Regions from separate parts of the Homo sapiens genome. Here region 1 is linked to region 2. A link is a contact called in ENCODE Hi-C or POLR2A ChIA-PET data. All regions are on one chromosome and are shown on one strand. The core of a region is the stretch at or near the end of the contact, and the rest is flanking DNA. Distances in the headings are between cores, read along the strand shown. Region 1 overlaps CASK (calcium/calmodulin dependent serine protein kinase). Region 2 overlaps CASK (calcium/calmodulin dependent serine protein kinase).

Region 1 (6,429 bases), core at 540-3,039, 150 kb after region 2:
TATAAATAGTATAGAGGAGTCGAAATCAGGTGTTCCTTGAGAACATGAAAATAGAAATGTTTTCTAAGAGTTCAACTACAAAATCCAAATACCTGAGTACAAATATGTAAAACAACTTCAGAGACAGAAAGTCTCTTAGACCAGGAGATGACCTGATTAAATGCATTAGCATATCTACAGAAAGAATTGGCTGTTCACTAGGAGATGAGGGAAAATTAGAAGAAAAAAAGTGCTAGAAAAATGTTGGTATTGCCCATCCAACACAGTCCAGGGGATTGATCTTGGCCAATGTATACGGATTATTATGGTCCCATCATTAAGGCCATGGCAAGAATTATGGTAAGGCTGAATCCAATAGGTTTTCTTATCCCAATAATATTAAGCATTATTAAATAACAAACTGAGAGGCAGCATAAAAGACTGGTTAAAAGGGTGAATGATGCAGTCAGACTGCCTGAGTTATTTCTGCTGCCATCACTTACAATGTAACATTGGGTAAGCTCTATTTCCTCTACTAAGAAAACAGGAATTATAGTAGTACCTAACTCATAGGGTTGTTAGGAGGACTCAATGAGTAAATAAATGTACCTGGCCAAGTAGAAACATGCAATATATGGTATCTAAATACCCAAATGCCAAGGGAAAGGCAGAGAAAATACATAAAATGGAATGGCTAGAAGCTGAGGGTAAACATCAGAACTAGGAAGATACATAGTGGAAGTTGATCTGGATCAAGGGAGGTGGGGGAAGTAACTCAGAAAGAGTTATTTTATTCAGCCTCAGCTTTCACTAATAATAGCAATGTCCAGGACAGGAGAGGTAACAGATCCATTGTATTTTATGCTAATCAGAACCATACTCTGAAACTTGAGCAAGTAAGGAGGAGAGTGTGAGGGCACCTGGCAGGATGCCATTAGAAGAAATGTTGGGCCAGGCACAGTGGCTCATGCCTGTAATCCCAGCATTCTGGGAGGCTGAGGTGGGAGGATTGCTTGAGCTCAGGAGTTCCAGACCAGCCTGGGCAACATAGCGAAGCAGTCTCTACAAAATATTAAAAAATTAACTGGGCATGGTGGCATGTGCCTGTAGTCCCAGCTACTCAGGAGACTGAGGTGGGAGGATCACTTGAGCCCAGGAGTTTGAGGCTACAGTGAACTACGATCATGTTACTGCACTCAAGCCTGGGTGACAGAGATCTTCTAAAAAAAAAAAATTAGAAGAGATGTTAATACATATCTGATTCTTGGTTTTTCTCCGTCTAATCAGAGACACCAAACAGGTCACCATATTGCATTCTGAAGTGAGGACAAGGCACCTTCATCTAAACCTGGCTCCATAGCATGAACTCAGGCAGGCCCAGTAATCACGTAAATGTGGTATATTTTGAAATTTTGTCCAACAGCAAATTTCTAAACCAAAAGTTCTTAATGCCTTCCATTAATACTGCTGGCATAGCTATTATAGGCCCTTTGCAGACAGTTCCTTCCTACATTTCCTGCCTTGTCCTGTGTGCCATTACTTATTGAGACTTTCTAGCACCCCGGCACCCCTCCCCGTGGTCTGCTTTTTTCCTTTCCTGTACTCAGCAGCACCTCTCTCTTCCCCAATTCAGTTTGTCTCTTTGTTTTCCTAGTTTCTCTTTTAATGGCCTTTCTCACAATTTGGTGCCCTCTTCTCTTGGGTCCTCTGAACTGTCAGAAGATGAAACACTTCATATTTGTGTGGAAATTCAGTTTGTTCTCAAAAGAAAAACACTGTTTCCTCTACATGAAAAATAACTTTCAGCTGGCTGCAAAGGGAACTGGTGAGGTTTGCATGCATGTTCATATTCAGTTCCCCTTTGTGGCTAGTGAAACTTGAAAAACACAGGAACACACAGGGTCAGCTCTTGTGGGGACTGATTACAGGGTTCCAAAAAGATGTGGCAAGTAGGGAGAGGATGCAGCTAAGTAAGTGAATGCAAGTCTCATGGCCCAGTAGTTTGACATTTATGATCCTGAAAATAATGAAACCTTGAATAATGGTAGGAGGGAATAAGCATGGTAGGAGGGAAAGCTACCCCACCATGCTAGACTAATCATCTTTCTACATCCTTTTAAGCTCTGGTATTGAAGATGTCAATGAACTTATCCAGCTCTCAGGATCAAACTAGCTATTGGGAAGCAAGAGCAACAGACTTTTCTTCTGGTTTTATTGAAAAGTTAGATTAATATTCTGGAAAGAGAAGGTAAAGGGAGAGGATTTATAGAAGATAAAAAGCACAAAGGAAACATCATGGATTCATGGCATATTATATATACATATACACATATACTTTTTTTTAGAGACACAGTCCCACTCTGTCACCTAGGCTGGAGTGCAGTGGCACGATCATAGTTCACTGTAGCCTCAAACTCCTGGGCTCAAGCGATTTTCCTGCCTCAGTCTCCCACGTAGTAGGGACCACAGGCAAGTGCCACTGTACCCAGCTGGATTCATGGCACACTGAATATACCTTTTAATACAAGAAACAACCAAAACAACATGACAGCTCCAAGACCAAAGTGGGACAGGGTGGGTATCTCTCACAAAGCAAAATTTCCTTTTCTTTTAGGAATATTACCCAGGAAACTACGAACTCTGAGATACACATACTATAGTAATCCCTAAAGAAAGAGCCAATTCACTGCATTTCAAGGAGAAAATATAACAAGTCTAGTTAGAACATTAAAGTTGAAAGCACATCCAAGGAAATGTGTTAGATTAAAAATTGCCCCCAATTCCTGGCCACTCTTCTCATCCAGAGGTGGAGTCTACTTTCCCAGTTGAATCTGGGCAGGTATTAAGACTTGCTTTGACCAATAAAATGTGGTAGACATTGTATGACATTTGAATAAGGCCTTAAGAGACCTTGCAGCTTCCAGTTTTGCCCTCTTGGAACCTGAGACCATCACATTGTAAAGAAGCCCAGGATGAAAGATCACATGGAGAGAGGGGCACAGCCTGCTCAACTCTTCCAGGTGATGCTCCAGACACGTGAGTGAGGCCATGTTGAACCAGCTAGCCTCAGCTGAGCTGACAGATGACTAAGCTGCATGAATGACCACCAGGTGAGACAAACAGAACTACCCAGCTGAGTCTAGAACAAATTGCAGAATTGAGAGTGAATAAATGGTTCTTGTGTTAAGCCACCAAGTCTAGGGGTAGTTAAGTATGCAGCAATAGATAAATGATGCATAAAAAATATAAATGAAGAATATGTGTAGCACTGATTTCTAAAAAGATGACAATAAATATAGTAATTTAACAAAAAAGACAATGCCTTGAGTTATTTTACTTGAAAGCTTTGTGTGTGTGCATGAGAGAGCGAGAGAGAGAAAGAGAGAGAGACAGAATGTACCTTCCAAACCAATGAAGGGCAGGGAGTAGTGGAGCTGCTGAAGATTTAGTAACAAACCACTTGTTCTAGGAGATAAAAACAAGTACATGCTCCCCCTGATGAAGAGAGCTGAATAAAGAGGGAATGGTTATTATAAGCTATCTCTTCACTTTGGGAGGCTGAGGTTGGTGGATCACGAAGTCAGGAGATCGAGACCATCCTGGCCAATATGGTGAAATCCTGTCTCTACTAAAAATACAAAAATTAGCTGGGCGTGGTGGCGCGTGCCTGTAATCCCAGCTACTCGGGAGGCTAAGGCAGGATAATCTCTTGAACCAGGGAGTTGGAGGTTGCAGTGAGCCGAGATCGCGCCACTGCAGTCCAGCCTGGCGACAGAGCGAGACTCCATCTCAAAAAAAAAAAAAAAAAAAAAATTACCACTTAAGTGGAAGGGATATGTAGCGTAAGTTGTTACACTGACAGGAGGAAGTGACTATAGTCGAGGATAGAGGTGATTTCTCCTATACTGTCTTCATTAGGTGAAAATACTTTAAATTACATTTATTAATAGACATAACATGTTTTTATTACAAGCTTTTCAGTGTTATTTGACTTTTAAAACTATGTCCATCAATTTCTATGATTAAAAAAAGTTAAAGAAAAACTAAAAGATACAGTAATAAAAACTTTCACATACTGAAATGTAAGACTTTCTTTCTACCACTAGGATAACTGTAGTTGTGAATACTTTACAAAAGTAACTCTTGTGATAATCACTAGTACAAAACAAAACAAAAACTATCCCTAAAGGACATACCCTATTAAGGGCAGATGAGTGGCACCGGGCTTTCATCTTAAGGACAGAAATCCATTGTCTATACAATTACTTTTTTTCTATCATGTGTAAAGTGGTTTTCAGCTACTAAAAGAAATTTATTGTTGTATTAGAGCTTCAAAAAATCCCCAAACTTTTCTATTGCTTTATGTTTCTAGCTGGAAAATAGTGCAATGTGGGCAGTTTATGCGTCAGCAAAAGTGGTTTAACTAGGGCTGGTAATATATTACCCTCTGCTGGCCAAGGCACTATTAAAAAAGTGACCCTCTTAAAGACTTTTTTCAGTGTTATTATAAAATTTAACGCAGGTTTCTTCTTTCCAGTTTTTTTTTTCTCCAGATATTTCTGGAACTCTAGAGAACTTATACTTCCAAGTTCAATACTTTATTTGTAGGTTTATTAAAACCATACATTTTTAGGCTGGCTTTTGATAGAGGAAAGGGAAGAAGAGGCAACATGAAAATATTAGAAACTATGCCACATACAGTGCTGTTTGAGAAATAATATAAAACAACAAGACTTGTTTAGAGTGATGTCTTAAAAGGACTACTTCAAATGTAATACATCCACTCACCAAAAGATGTCTTAAAAGGACTACTTCAAATCTAATATATCCATTCACCAAAAGATTACCAAGATGCCACCACCAAGGAAACAGCTGATTTAGGCAAGAAGAGAATCATCGAAGAATGTCAAAATCCAGTGGGTGAAAGGGAAACACAGTATACTCATAGAGTCTTAAAATATCACCTTCAGATTACTTATCAATTACAATGAAAACAGGGTACCTTTACAGTGGAGAGTTGGCAGGAGTTAATAAATCTCGAGATTGAAAATTGGAAACAAGTACATAAATGAGATATATTTTTGGTCATTGGGGATAGCTGGTCTCCTTATTTAAAGCAATAAACTAGATTCTATTGAGTATTATCATATATTATGAGAGTCCATATAAAACAGTAAAGAATGTGGGCTCTAAAGTCAGACTATCTGGGTTCAAATCTAGACCTTATAATAGAGCAGTTTTATCACTGTAGGCAAGTTATCCTCTGTGGACCCACATCCATCATCTAGAAAGTGACAGTAATAATAGAATCTATCTCAGAGATATTTCTAAAATTATATGAATATATATATAAAAGCAGATCAGTGGCTGTCACTTATTATTATTAATTTTCTAAATGTGGTTCTCAGAGAAACCTGTGACTTTCATGCTTGGGGCGCTTAAGAGAAAATGAATACAGACACTAATGGGTATAGGAGGGAAGACATGAGATATTCAATTCTTCTTTCTCTTCCCTTGACATCTATCTCTTTTTTTCCCCTTGATTAAGGACAGGAAGTTACATGGAGCAGGGGACTTCACCTTAAGACAATTGTATCTAGAAATTCAAAAGAAGTGATTGGTAATAAAATGGCCAGGAAACCTTGGCCCTAGAAAGAGACAGTGAAGTGGAGAATTCTGGGCACTGATATATGATGCCTTTTAAATTCGCTAAATCTCACTGCAATCCAAGTCACTGTTTCCCAGGGTATAGATTTTGTGTGTGTGTGTGTGTGTGTGTGTGTGTGTGTGTGTGTGTGTGTGTGTGTTTTGTACCTGGGGTGATACAATGGAACAGCATTATTTTTGGAATTCTATCCTCAACTGCTTTATTCATAGAAATCTTTATCTACTTTTGGCTTTTTAAAGAATCTACAGAAAAGAATGGTTAGTTCTGAAGCATAATATGAACCAAGTTTGACTGATTTGAAGATGTCAAAATTCAAAATTTGTCCCTCAAATATATTTTTGCCTCACGTAATTCAATGCTAAAGTTTCTCCCCTATTCTAAACCTGCTAATTTCCTGTCTGCTTTTCAACTACCACCCCTGAAATGATTCCAGTTCTTATGACTGCCACTGAAGTCGCTAGAGTTTCTATGCTGTGCATTCCTAAAAGACAATGTTTAGCCAGCACACTCAAGCTTATATGAAAAGCCAAAAGCCAAAGCTGAAGGATAGTGAAACTTTGATGATCAGGTCTGTGATACTATAAAATATATATTTGGTCTTCAACCCTCTTTCCAGGCATACAACTGCTAAAATCCTTAGAAACTCCAGAATGATGTCTTTTTGTATGCTAATGGTTGACTGATGGCTGGAACCCTTAGGTAGTTTCAGGATGAGGCTGGTAGCCTTGAAAGACTAGGCAGGATTAGAGGGTTGGGACATTAAGCCCCATCCCCAACCTCCA
Region 2 (3,742 bases), core at 1,040-3,539:
TCTTTCTATTATAGAATAAATATTATTACTAGTAAGGGTAAAAGAGATATACATCAGAGAAGAACTCTTTTTTTAAGACTATTTTAGCAGATTGATTAAAACAATAATCTCAAGCCTATAACAATATTACACTTCCAGCAAAGATCCTAGGAGCCACAGCCACTCTTCCTATATCCAGGCTCCTCTATCGCTTGCTTTCTCTCTACTATTCTATACACTCAAAATATTTTCCAGGCTCCATTCCCTTAGTGTCCAAATCAACTTTAACGATAAGAACAAGGAGAGGAAGGAAATAAGTACTTTTTAATTTTTGCTTCTGTAGAGTTCTTTTAAGCCTTAGAAATGTGCATGTCTTTTTAAAAGACATTTTTTTTCCCCAGATGACTTAAGAGCATTTCTAGAACCTGTCAGCCTTAAAGGTAATGAGATCCCTTAGAAGAGCATTCTCATATGTTAGTGAGCAAGACTGATCTCCAGGTGCCACCCGCAGAGACTCAAGTCAGTAGAGCCAGGGTGAGGGGCAGGGGTCTACTCTTTAACCAAGGACCTGGGGGATGCAGATGCAGGTGGCCAGAGAGCCTTCTTTTTTTTTTTTTGAAGTATTGCCCTAGCTGGGAAGAGTCCAACCACAAGCTTGAATTCTGCCAGGGAACAGGAGGGCCAAAAAGGCTGGAGGTGGAGCTAGGAGAGAAGTATCATTATTTTTTCTACTATTCAAAGGCAAAGAAGGTAAGAGGGGTTCTTCTTACTCAAGAACATAGAATTTACATCTATGATACTGGTTCCACCCCAAACTAGTTCGACCATTTAAAAAAAAAAAGAGAAACTTATGTTGTATTAATAACTAACAGTACCTTCTGGTTAGTTAGCCAAAAAGACAAAAGTCAATTGTATTTACTAAATTTCTTCAACAGATGAGAAATGATATAAGGACATCTGTAACTCTGGAATATTAAAATTATTTACATAGAATGTTAAGTGTGACATTCTTTGTTTCCCAGCAAAGTTTGTGTTCTAGGTAACAAATTTCAATACTCTGAATCCTGGAACAGAAGCAATTCTGCATTTTCTTTTGAAATATACTATTAATTGAAGTTCCATAAAAAGCCACCAAGAGGAGCTCAAGACCCGTTACAACGGACACCTCAATTGCCATGGCTCACCAAAAATATACTTGACAAAACTATACATTTTAATATGTATCTTCAATAGGCTTTTAAAAAATATGAAGCCTCTGATTTTTCTTATGAAATTTACACCATCACTAGAGACTAGAAGTATTACAATTCTCTCTCAGGTTCTCCTAAGTACAAATCCAATAAGTTACCTGTCAGTCTTAAAAATAAACTTTAGGAAGTGTGTACTTCATATTGATGCACATACTCTCGGAAGATGCACATGAAAGAACAAGCTTCAATAAATAACACTCGAGCTGAACGTGCAATGACCAAAGGATGATATCATTTATGCCCATTTATATTTCCAATACAAAAAGAATAGATTTTTGAATCTCATTTAACAACCAACACAAAACTGAATAATATAGGTTGGAAGAACTATAATTTCTACAGGATAAGCCTATTTTAAGAAAGAAACTTTGGGGCTGTATTACTCTAGAAAACTTACTTGTTTACAGATCACATACCATTCTAAATTTAAACAGTTTTACAAAAGGTTGCAAAAGCCTATTTCCCTCTAGTGAAGTCAATTATCAATTCATTGCAGACTTAACTTCCATCTAGAGACCTGTCACAATTGTATGAACAACTGTATCTCAACAGAAATAGATCACTTCTCAGATCCTTAGAAAGAAGAACTATCTATGTGATTTCTTAACAAGGGAAGTGAATGAACTTCCTGGAAATATTACTGCAATTATGGCCTTTAGTTTTTTTCCCTCAGACACTCCGTTTTTTCCTTATTAAGCCTTATGTCATCATTTGTAACTTCTCTACATTTTGCTCAGATTTCAGCCTGCAAAAAGTTCAAAGTGCTGAGGAGATCCACATGGAAGCAGGGCTGAGTAGGTGGATGGGACCTACTCTGTTCCGTTATCTTTGTTGTAAAATTGGTGTGCAGTGATCTAACAGCACAGGCAGAAACAATTTCCCAGAAAGCAAAAACATACAGCCATCAGCAGACAGTTAGTTAAGAACTCAGAGCAGATGGGGGTGGTTTGTTAGAGTCATTACCTCACAGGACGAAGACTGAGTGCGGTAACTTGGCACAATCTTGAAGGTAATACTCCCCCGCATTTCCCTCTGGAGGGGGGGTGGTGGGAAAGAAAGAAAAGTTTTCTTACAAACAATTGTTCACAAAACCATGTAAGAAGCCACTCAAAACACATGGGGGCAATTAGCACAAGCCATCTGAGAGCACATAGCCGGAAAATGAAATGTAGTCATGAAGCAGGGACTGCTCGAGTTAACAGTAGAGTAAGTTCCTGGGAAAAGCCCAGCAGCCAATTGCCTTTTGCTCATACAGCAATGGTCTCACAGATCTTCAATGGTCACCTTTTTATAGATGTGAATACAAAACTTTCTAAGTGACATGCCTTTCAAAAGTGAATATACATTGAATTAGACAATAGACTAGGTAATTACATAAAAATTACATTGAGTATGCCACATTATAATGGTGTACCCCATAGAATATGCTTTTTACTTTTAAAAATTTTTTATTTATTTATTTTTTTGAGACAGAGTCTCGCTCTGTCATCCAGGCTGCAGTGCAGTGGCACCATCTCGGCTCACTGCAAACTCTGCCTTCCAGGTTCCAGTGATTCTCCTGCCTCAGCCTCCCGGGTAGCTGGGATTATAGGCACGCGCCACCATGCCTTGCTAATGTTTGTATTTTTAGTAGAGACGGGGTTTCACCATGTTGGCCAGGCTGGTCTCAAACTCCCGACTTCAGGTGATTCACCCACCTTGGCCTCCCAAAGTGCTGGGATTACAGGCATGAGCCACCGCACCCAGCCACTTTTTGCTTATTAATTTTGGCTTTTTTTTAAAAAAAAATTTTGGGCTGGGAGTGGTGGCTCACACCTGTCATCCCGGTACTTTGGGAGGCCAAGGCTGGTGGATCACCTGAGGTCGGGAGTTCGAGACCAGCCTGGCCAACATGGAGAAACCCCGTCTCTACTAAAAATGCAAACATTAGCAGGGTGTGGTAGCGCATGCCTGTAATCCCAGCTACTTGGGAGGCTGAGGCAGGAGAATCCCTTGAACTCGGGGGGCAGAGGTTGCAGTGAGCTGAGATCACGCCATTGCACTCCAGCCTGGGCAACAAGAGCAAAACTCCGTCTCAAAAAAAAGAAAAAAAAATGTTTGGTGAGTCTGTGAAGCTTATTTCATACTTAATAGGTATTCATAACCTGGGTGCTACTACACTGCAGTGGGAAAAGGGATCAGAGGCCCCAAACACCTCTGTCTGCTTGCTATGACAATGAACATAGGCAAAGGCTGTCATTTTGCCTTTTTAAAAAATCCAAAGCCTAATTTGAATACAGATTTTGGATATGTATGGTCAAAAATGGCCTGGTCTACCGTGGCTTTCCTCCCTTCTATGCTGTAGAGAAATCCACGACAGCTGGCTATGACTCAGCTCAACAGGAAAGAGGTTTCTGACACTGCTGATGTCAGGAGAGTTGAGGTCAGTGAGAAACTAGTTCACATGTACAAACACTGAAAAGGTTTTCTTTAATCATCTGCTTGGTAAGAAACAGGAGATAAAGGATAAAAGG

What was found. Hi-C counts contacts between places; a loop is a spot of excess contacts on that map. ChIA-PET counts read pairs that join two places held with the same protein, here RNA polymerase II (POLR2A). Pooled maps may share reads with other maps.
Region 1: a map of aorta shows a loop between it and region 2 (5-fold over the local background). The contact joins two enhancer-like sites. A Hi-C loop is called at or near these places in 6 of 168 maps with a recorded cell type or tissue (aorta, ascending aorta, chondrocyte and 2 more), 5 of 37 single-sample maps with no recorded cell type and 13 of 50 pooled maps. POLR2A ChIA-PET finds 5 or more read pairs at or near these places in 1 of 52 experiments (T-cell).

The regions. Positions count from the first base shown.
Region 1 is chrX:41,704,347-41,710,775 of GRCh38, forward strand. The region is part of intron 5 of CASK (calcium/calmodulin dependent serine protein kinase); the gene reads right to left. Among named protein-coding and RNA genes, the nearest start is that of GPR82, 17 kb to the right of the region's middle. RefSeq lists an enhancer at 2,969-3,018. Within about 2 kb of position 1,790, at least 3 of the 41 ENCODE cell types and tissues checked have a DNase peak (open chromatin) inside an H3K27ac peak, as active enhancers do.
Region 2 is chrX:41,557,587-41,561,328 of GRCh38, forward strand. It overlaps CASK (calcium/calmodulin dependent serine protein kinase), which reads right to left. Exons shown (of 27, transcript NM_001367721.1): 18 at 2,193-2,261. Among named protein-coding and RNA genes, the nearest start is that of CASK-AS1, 42 kb to the left of the region's middle. Within about 2 kb of position 2,290, at least 5 of the 41 ENCODE cell types and tissues checked have a DNase peak (open chromatin) inside an H3K27ac peak, as active enhancers do.